2 separate regions of the Mus musculus genome follow, and region 1 is linked to region 2. A link is a loop called in an ENCODE intact Hi-C map of the cell type or tissue named here. Cell type or tissue: gastrocnemius. All regions are shown on one strand. Region 1 overlaps Dock4 (dedicator of cytokinesis 4). Region 2 overlaps Dock4 (dedicator of cytokinesis 4).

Evidence for each region. Peaks named below come from ENCODE experiments on the same cell type or tissue, not always from the same donor. Only the 100,000 strongest peaks of a DNase experiment are listed, where the experiment ranks them.
Region 1: a loop joins it to region 2, with 2.3 times the contacts of the local background. A loop is called at or near these places in 3 of 42 quality-filtered maps.

What each region holds. Positions count from the first base shown.
Region 1 is chr12:40,579,766-40,584,765 of GRCm38, reverse strand. The region is part of intron 1 of Dock4 (dedicator of cytokinesis 4); the gene reads right to left. Among named protein-coding and RNA genes, the nearest start is that of Dock4, 140 kb to the right of the region's middle. In gastrocnemius, no CTCF peak of the experiment used is centred here; no DNase peak of the experiment used is centred here; H3K4me3 peaks cover 359 bases; H3K27ac peaks cover 3,032 bases.
Region 2 is chr12:40,664,625-40,669,624 of GRCm38, reverse strand. It overlaps Dock4 (dedicator of cytokinesis 4), which reads right to left. Exons shown (of 53, transcript NM_172803.2): 9 at 1,138-1,219; 10 at 557-617. Among named protein-coding and RNA genes, the nearest start is that of Dock4, 220 kb to the right of the region's middle. In gastrocnemius, no CTCF peak of the experiment used is centred here; no DNase peak of the experiment used is centred here; H3K27ac peaks cover 1,252 bases.

The DNA of each region.
Region 1 (5,000 bases), 85 kb after region 2:
GAATTAATCCAGAACAACACAACGGTAGCCCCTGGGAACCTGACAGACATGCTGATTCACAGGGAAACTTGGCCAGGAACCAACAGTTGAAGGTCTTCTCTAGCTTGTACACGCACATATGCATAGACTTCTGCACACATGGGTTGGGTACATCATCCTAACACACATCCACACATCTGAACACACACACAAATAAATGTTTAAAAAATTAAATATGACCATATTGATGAACACTTTATACGTGATGAGACTATACACCACAATTGAAAGCTAGGAATTAGCACACTGTTAAAAAAATGAAGAGCTTAATATGAAGAAATGCATATCACATATTTTAAAAATTGAATTTAACATGGTAACATCAACCACAAGAAAGCTGTAATTGCTTTATTAATTTTTAGACAACTAACCATCAATATAGGCAAAGATCATTACCCAGTGATAAACAGTCAATTAATCAAGAAGACCTAACCATCTTAAGCATCTCTTTTATCAAATAACAGCACTAAAATATATCCAATTATATCTGTATCGAATTTGTGTGCTGCTGAAGAGTGATTCTACAAGTCCAGAGACTTAAATATAAAGTGTAATGGGCCGTGAGTATAGATCAGTGGTAGAGTCAGGAGTAAGGCTACATTCAAGTCCTAGCATGCACACCGTAGGAAAAGACTCTGTCTTAGTTACTCTTCTCTTGCTGTGATAAAACAACATGAGCAAGGGAGTAACAGTCAATCATGGTACAGAGGCATGGCAGAGAATGGCAGGCATGGTGGCAAGAGCAGGAAGTTGAGAGCTCCTATTTCAAACAGAAGCACAGGCAAGAGACTGCTATGTTGAAGAGGTGGAAGGCTTTTCTTGTGAAAGCCAGCTCTCTGAGACTACTTCCTCCATCAAGGCTGGACCACCCAGAACTCCCCAAACAGCACCACTAACTGGGAAATAAGTGTTCCAAAGCCTGAGGCTACAGATGATATTTTTCATTCAAATGATCACTGGCTCATTACTAATTTTACAACCACTTTACATGACAAAATCCCCCAAGGCTTCATTTCTATAGCTCAGGCCATAGCTAGGTACAAGTAAACTAGGTACCAAGTATAAGGATGGAAAAGTATCTATCTACCTCAACACCTAGCCCGTTGATTGGTACAAAGCAGACACTAAAACCCTCATTTCTCTCTTCTTGCCTATGTCTGTTGACAGACAACTCTGAAACAAGGAATTCAGCATCACAAATAGCATGGAGCATTTCCCCCAGGCTTTAAAGATGGCCCTGCCAGAAGACTTTAAAACACTGCTCCCTTTGGACCTGTCTTGGTTTACCTTGGATTTTGGCATGTCTCTTCCAGTAGGTTGTAGTGAAAGTTGTAATGTTATTCAATCTAAGGTCATTGCATTCACTCTCTCGATTTTAAATGGACTGTATACAACCTAAACAATCCAAAGTATGAAATTGTTCACTTACCAACCTTTGCAGTACCCTGTCTAACCCACTTACATGAAATGAACATTATACTAGTCACTAAGTATTTTGGTTCTTTGATTTCTGTTAGTTCTATGTAGTGTCATATAGTCAGTCAATTAGAAAGAGTAAAGGGAGTCATTGATACAAATCTCAACTGTAGTCTTAATAACTTATCTTTCCTATGTATGTGTATAGGTTGTTTGCCTGCATTTATGTCTGTGTAGAAGTGCATGCATGGGTCCTGTGAAGGCCAGGTAAGTGCATGAGATTACTCAGGAATGGGAGTTAAAGGAGTTTGTGAGCAACCATGTGGGTACTGGGAATTGAACCTGGGTCCTCTGGAAGAGCAGTCAATTCTCTTAACCACTGAGTTACATCCCTAGTCCCCCAGTCACATATATGTTAGATCTCATGGGCAAGTCAGTGGAAAGGAAGAACTCTAGCTCCTGAACAATATCCTCGCACCCTTCAGCATTAAGAAAATTGCTGATAGAGTATGGACTTGTCAGGCATCAATGGGAGAAGAGGCTAGATGCCCCAGTTTAGGGGAATGCAAGACTAGGGAGTTGGGAGTGAGGGGGGTGGGTGGTGGCACATCCTCAGAGAAATAGGAGGAGGGAGGGCGGATAGGGAGTTTCCTCAGGGGAGCATGGGGAAAGAGGTTAACATTTCAAATATAAATAAATAAAATATCCAATAAAAAAAGGAAAAGAAAATTGGTGATTTGGGTTTTGTTGTTTGTTTGGTTGTTTTACTTAAAAGTATACGTTATATTTTATACTGTGAAAATGTCTGGTAATGCTGCCAAACCGCCCATCTATATACTGTCTCGTTTACATATTTTTAAAGTGATACTCTTACAATTGTCACATTATATGTACAAATCGATGAATTATAAAAATATTGTGTGATCTGGCAATATAGCCTATCAGGCGCACAGTCCTAAAAGTGAGTGCAACCATAAAAAAAAAAAAACCAAAAAACAAAAAACAAAAAACACCTGGGTAAGACTCCCCTGACTATCACATGAGCCCAGAACCTACTGTTGCGCAATACAGGGATTCACAGAATTTACTCACACAGAGTAGGTGAGACACTGAAGAAGCACAGTCCAGGGTCAGCATCTACTACAACCGTGGAAGGTAGGCTAGTGGCAAGATGGTGTGAAAGGCCTTCACGGTTCTACACACACATCAGTCATTCTTTGTACACAAAGAATGACCAATGACACTAAATTACAGATTCTTTTCAAGTGACTTCGTTCATTGATAAGAAGAAAAGCAAGGCAGATTGAAAGATTTAGGTGACACCTATAGTGCTAATTTTTGCAATGAGATCTCTAAGAATGATTGCAGTGATTTCAGAGAAGCCATTAATAGGTCAAAGAGAGACCAGAGAAAAGAATGACATTTTCTAATAATAAAAAATTTCATTTGCTCTTGGCTGCAAATATTTTTTTCAATAAAAGCCCAGGACCATGAGAAAAAGAATCTTTGTAGCTATATGGAACAATTCTATAATACATGATGATTTTATATAACTATGAAAAATATTCTAGCATTTTCTAAAAACACCAGAGAAAATAATTTTTGATCTTCCCAACACTATTCTAATTTACTTCCTAATTTAATTAAAACCTTGAAATAAACAGCTTGACAGGTATCTTTTATTATAGATCTGTGTTTCTAGGTATTTATGTATTGAGATATACATAGCTAGATGTACACATGTATACATGTAAACATATTACATACACAGGCACACATACAGACATATGCACACACAAGAGACACAACCACACAGACACACATGCATACACACAGACACTCACACACACAGCACAGCACACAGACACATACACACATAAGCACACATATGCTACCTATTCAAATCCTAAATGTCTTTTTTTCAAGAGCCATATAAATACAAGTAACATTATATTTGGTAAAATTGCAGGGTTTCGTTCAACATTCCTTTCTATTTTCTCTTCTTTTGGACAAATAATACAGTACAGATGTCTGGTGCTGGGTTTCATGGCAACTCACAGGAAGGAATGGTGAGACCTTTGCTGAGTCAGACTGCTTCCTGAACACCCATTTGCCGCCACCTGGATCTCTACACTCTTTTGTAACGTCTTAGACACAACCCTGAAGTATAATACAGACCTCTGGTGCTTGCTCCTCACCCACAGTAAAGCTAGAGGAAGAAGAACTTGTGCAGCCCACCCCTTGCCCCACCCTCCTTTGATGTGTCCCTGCATTTATCCCTATCCCTCCCTAACACAACTGTCACACTCTCAGTTCTGCCTCACAGCATCCTCATAGTCCTTCTACAAACTGAGGCTCAAGAAAATTCGTATGATTCACATCAAATATAGTTAATTTGTTTTGAAATTAACTGACAGAATACCCATAGGATTTCAATTTTTAGTTTTGCTGCTAATTAATCAAATCCAAAAATATTTTTTTTAATGAAGAAGCCAGTTAAATGCTGTACTTCACTCTACTCAGTATTTATTCATTTTAAGTATTATTACTTTAAAGTGCTCAAATATACTGTGGCTCAATTCTCTTAAAGCCTAGAGCTAATAAAAGCACTGACTCTTTCGGCCTAGGCATCAGTCAGGAAAGGTTATGGCAGGCCATAAAGCTTACTAATTATAGTACAATATTTGGCCACGTGTAAGACCCCAGGGTGCTGTTTATATCCAACTCTTCAGATCAGGTTCAAAGGTTTGAAGTTCAAGAGGAGGACAGGAAATGTACCAGAGCCTTCAGTGCAGGAGACCACATCACACCAAGACACAGGCAAGCAAAGGATGTCTTTGGCCACCTCATTTCATGCTTCACTGGGTATGCACAGCTTTACCAAGGCTTCTTTATTTTTAAAAAGCCATGGCACTCACCCCTTGTTTCTACAGAGGATTAGACATAGCTCTGCTCCTTCTCAGCCCAATGAAGGGACCATCCAGTTTAATTATAAAAAGTCACAAAGTCCTGTGATGTCATAATTAATTAAACAACAAAGGGCTCTTTCCAAATATCTATCGATGTTCGAGGTTTTCTTCTGAAAGTGACTTGCAGAGGTGCTTGTATTTCCCTCTCAGTGGAATGGATGCTGGATCCCAAGGCCTGCCCGACTTTAGCTCCGGCAGAAGAGTCTTCATCAGTGCCATAGCCTCAGGCACTGAGCCCAGCGGTTGGGCTGAGGCCTACCTCAAGTCCACAGGAAATAGCAGAGATGCATGGGCTGTCAGAGATGTCAGAGGCAGAGGAAAATCACCTCCGTGGAAACTGAGTTACTAGAGAGGGACTCAGAAACGGACACCCCAGCTTCTCTGGCTCCCCTATGTGGTGGCTCAGAGCATGTCCTACCTAGCTGGCACTTGTCTGAGGAAAGCAGAGACTGGACCACATATTTGTTTGTTTATTTGAAAGAGTTGGGCAGAACAAAACAGGCATTCCACGGCAGAACTGGCTCAAAAATTAAGAATTTGTTCAGCAATGGGCTTGGAACTTCAAAGCCATGGTGT
Region 2 (5,000 bases):
ACTCACTTTCATGAGCTGCTGTGCTGGAGAATGCCCCACTTTTAAAAGAATTTCATGTATGAAAATGAAGAAGAGTATCCCTTCTCTACCACAATGATGCTGTGCACGATGTGAATACATGCTGCATTATCTAAATGTCTTCACGATCAGATCAAATCTGAGTAAGCGGGCGTTGACAGTTAAAGAAGCATATTCATTTTTCCCCACAGAGTTTCTTAGATCCTTGAATTAGGTGATGATAGCACACAAACTGAAAAACATACAGCATCTACTGTCTCAAAGCCCCTCCCTCATGCAATATTCCAAAACAATGCTCTCTGGGGTAAAATTTGAAGAAAAATATAACATGCTTGAATCAATAAGGCACAATGCAATATTTAACAATTTATATTGGAAAAGATAAAATTCTATTTGAGGGTGAGATCAAGGGGGCAGGAGAATAATTCTAAACCCCTTAGCTTCTTGGATACAAATTTAATTCCAGACAGAAAACAGTACTGAACCATACAGAAACCCCTTGGGTATCATTCCCAAGAGTCACAAGTCTGCAACTTACCAATTCGGATAATGTGCACGGTAATGTAGATGTCCTTCCTGAGTTCACTGCTACCCAAGTCCTACCGAGAAACAAAGCCTGGTTATTTTAGAGTTCCTATGCTGTGCAGCAAAGCTCAAGCGCTTCTCCATTCTCCCATGAACAAGGACAAAGATACACAGAGCAATGGAACAAGGTCAGAAGGACGGTGTTCAAACCCAGGTCTAAATAACTCACTGCTGCTGATTGGTCGGTATGAAAAAAAAAAAAAAGCTTAGGAAGAAAGACAATTAATTGTTGATCAAATCTCTTACTCACCCATTTTCAAACACTTAAGAACCATGGGTTAGATAGCCAATGCCTTGCTAGGCCCAGGTACCACTGTTCTTGTGAAACAGTCACCCAGGGTCACCGGTACTCTAACAGGTGTCTTAACCAGACTAAAAATCTCAGTGAAGGGAGCAAGGCAACTGTGATTGCTGTTAATCAGAATTCTAACCACTACAGTAATCTCTGCGTTATTTGAGTCATTTACGCAGAGTCATGGGTTTCTCTATCAATAACCTAATTCTCCTAAGCAAGGAACACAGGACCCCACTTACCACAAAGAGAGAACAGTGTCTTTCAGGCTTATCCGGGGCTTTGGGAAGCCCATTTCTATTCAGTCTCAAGAAAAATCTCTCACTATAAGAGAAAGACAGTCAGACACTTAGAATATTATTTCATAGTTAGCCTTTACTAATTGTTCAGCATCTGAAAGCTTGGCATTGGAAAGCACTGAATACAACAAGCATGGGCTTCATTTCTGATAGAACTGGCAAAGCAGTATCTGCATAAATGCATATGCAAAAAACCCCAAAAACCAACCTTTCCAGCAATAGGCTGGTTTCCTGTCAGTAGCACCACTGCTATTATTCCATACAGTAGAAACCAACACATGATTTGAGGTAGCAGAGCCCAATCCTCCCTATGTTTACATCTAAGATGTTTTAATAATTCATGTCATGTTGCTTAATGTAACAATAAAAATGGCTTTATAGTTCTTGGTCTTTGTGTTTATGCTTCAAAACACAGCTAAAGTGTCAAGGGATAAGACTTGAATTTACTTGGGTCTACAGATAAACAGAAGATCTCAAACTCTTCACTGAGCCTGTATTTGATAATACAGTGTCACTCATGTTTATAGCAAACACAAATTACTCACTCTGTCAACCAGCCAGTAATTTAAGGCCAGAAATGTTGCCAGATTCAAGGTAATTTATGAAACACTTACTGACATTCAAACATCACAATGGTTGTCCACCCAAGAAATATCAAGGCATTCACTATCTCCAGCTTTAAATCCCCCACTGAATTTCAATTTCTAGTGGAAGAATCAAGTAAGTGGCTGCCCCAGGCAGAGAACACAAAGCCAATATCCACTGAATGTGAAATGATAATATGTGGTCTTGGCTACTGCAGGGTTAGCCTAGGAGAGAAGCAGGGAAATGTGGTATCTGGCATTATTAGTATAAGGTTCAGAACCTATCACATTACATTCATCACCATATCCTTGCCTTAAATAATGATTCTAATATTCAAATACTACCAGGAGGAGAATGAGAACCTTGGGTTTCAAATTATAAAGGCCTTACCACACTTCTGTTCCCTTTTGTGATATAAATCTAGATGGAGGCATTTAACAGATGCAGCTGCCTGGCTAACCTCATCATTTTCTCATACTATGGCTATTCATGACCTCTCATATGAGAGGGCAACCAACACACATCACTCTACTGGGCCATTTCCATTCCTCTGAGCCCAGCTTCTTCCACAGAGCAGGGGGCTGATACAGCAGAGAAATTGCTGCAAGGTTTCAACTGAAACCACAATTTCCAAGTGAGTCTGAAATGCATGTTGGGAAGAACAAACACAATGAAGCATGCAACGTGAACTCAGTCTTCTCCAATGCTCAGCTACGATACTTTCCTTTCAAAAGGACTAGACACTTTCTTCATGGTAAAAGCACATTCATTTTTATTTCAAACTTAAGATCTGATCAAAGGAAGTACATGCAGATTTATCTCAGAACAAGGGAATTCCAGCTCAAATAGTCACACTACTGGTTGACCCTTTGAACAATCATCCTTTAACAGGCACTCTGCTAAGCTCTTCATTTGGCCTGACTCCTTTGATACTCACCATGCCCTCAGGAAAAAGAACTGTATCTGGTATGTTTGTTGAAAATCTTCACTCCTTATTTGACTACTAAAGTCAAATTACTGTTCTGTTCTACACAGATATGGAGTGAAGAGTTCCTTAGTATGAGGAGAAATGGACAGGTATGGTGTTGAGCACTTGTGAGGCTGAGGCCGGAGGATTGACATGAGTTGGAGGACAGCTTGGCCTTCATAATAAGCCCTGTCTTGAAAATCCACACAGAAAAAGGCACAGACATCTGTGTATTTGGTACATTCACGTGGCACTAATGTCAAACAGGACCCGGAGGTTTCAAACTAACTTTTACCATGCCTTCTATGTGCCACCAAGAACAAAGAAAGCACTAATCTTGGTTAAGCAGGCTGCAAAGGAGTTCTTAGTTGAAATTTGTTCCCTGACAAGTTAGTTTGTTTTTCACAGTGAAAATATGAGTAGGGACATGAATTCTACGAAAATTCTATTAAACAAAGACAAAACTTGCTAAAAATGTAAATATGTGATTTTTATTTAGTCAAAACTGCTAAAGTTTAAGCAGTCTTAGGGTATAAATGATGAAGTTACTTAGTTTCTCACTGATACATCACTACTGTGCAGTTACTAATTATAATACCTTAGCACACAACACAAGCGGGACAAGTGCCCTCCCCGGTCTCTGTTGCAAATAGTGTCTCATGTCATAATGTGAATAGCCTTCCCTGTGAAGGTCCTCTTTATTTTCACACTACCTTACGACTTATCGGCTGAAAAATCAATAAAACTAATACACAAAAATTCAGACATTTTTACATATTAAAACCTCAACTTTAATCCTGTTATTTAAAGAAAAACATTCACTATCTGTAAGTTTCATCAGTGTTTGGATAAAAACCATCTTCTAAAGAATTCTGTTTCAGGAAGAGATGCTTTTTGCTCTGTCACTATTTAATTTCACCGGTCTAGACAGAATCCTGATTATGCAAGTATTATACTATATCATATCCTGTTCCAGAAAGAACATCAATACATACTAAGCCAGCAACATATCCTTCAGCTTAAGCATGCCTTAGAGGGAAGATAAAAATAGGTTCAAAATGGATACCATGAAGCAATAAGTCATTTGCAATTTATTAAAAACCAGACAGAAAATCTCCATGTCCAATAAAAGACAGTCTATTCATTTATGACATGGTGCTGTTTTACAAAATGTGTTTCCTTTCAGCTTTAGTGATACATCAACTACTTACTCAACAAATAGTTTTAGGAAAAAAATTACCTTCAGTAATGCAATTCAGAGTCTTTGAACTATAATTCCCTATTCTCACATTTAGAGATTATCATAACATATGTTTTCTGAGCCAGGATAGAAACCAAACAAGCCAAAGCCAGTTCGTTCTAGCATATCTGTAAGTCTCGAGACAGTCTCATATAAAGGTTATTGGCCACACACAAATGGATTTCTGCCATGCTGCCTCAGGCAAGCTTCTACTGCAGTTCTCTAGGATGTGTGAGAGATTCTAGTTTATAAACTCGTAAGTGTTTTTTGAGGGATGTGCATGCCTCGTTAAGGAATTTCCATTCTTTTCTGCCTCAGAAAGGTTGTGTGTCTGACTTATTACAACAACGAGCAACTAGAACTAGGTTTATAATTAGCAACATGCACATCTTCAGCTTCTACGAATGACGTGGCAGTCTTTGATTAGACCAAACAACTCTTGGATTATTTGGTTTCTGTTGTTTCTTCACGACAGGGTTTCTCTGTGTAACTGCCCTGGCTGTTCTAAAACTTGCTTTGTAGATCAGGCTGGCCTCAAATTCACAGATATCTGCCTGCCTCTGCCTCCCAGGTGCTGGGATTAATAACATCCACCACCATGCCTGGCAAGCTAAGCAGCCTTCTTAAGGCAAAACAAAACTAAAATTTTCCCATAGCTGGAAGCTTTAATCCCTTTCCAACATTTCCTCTTTCCCTAAAAGTCTTGAAAACTGAATTTCCAGTAGGAATGCATACAGAATTTCCCAGCAACAGTTCAATTGATGGTACTTCATGACCAGTGGTCAAGAGTCACCTCATTAATGCATGGTAGCTCTGAATTCTAGATCTTCTGGATAACTTCATTTACTCCTGTTTTCATGCACATTTTACATCTTTATTACATGAAATGGGATAGATAAAACATAGTGTGATACAGTATTTAAGAGGTAAACATAATTCAAAAAAAAGACAATAAGAACAACTACAGTGACACAATGTTTTCTAATGCTTTCTTCTTAAAAGATTAAACAAAAG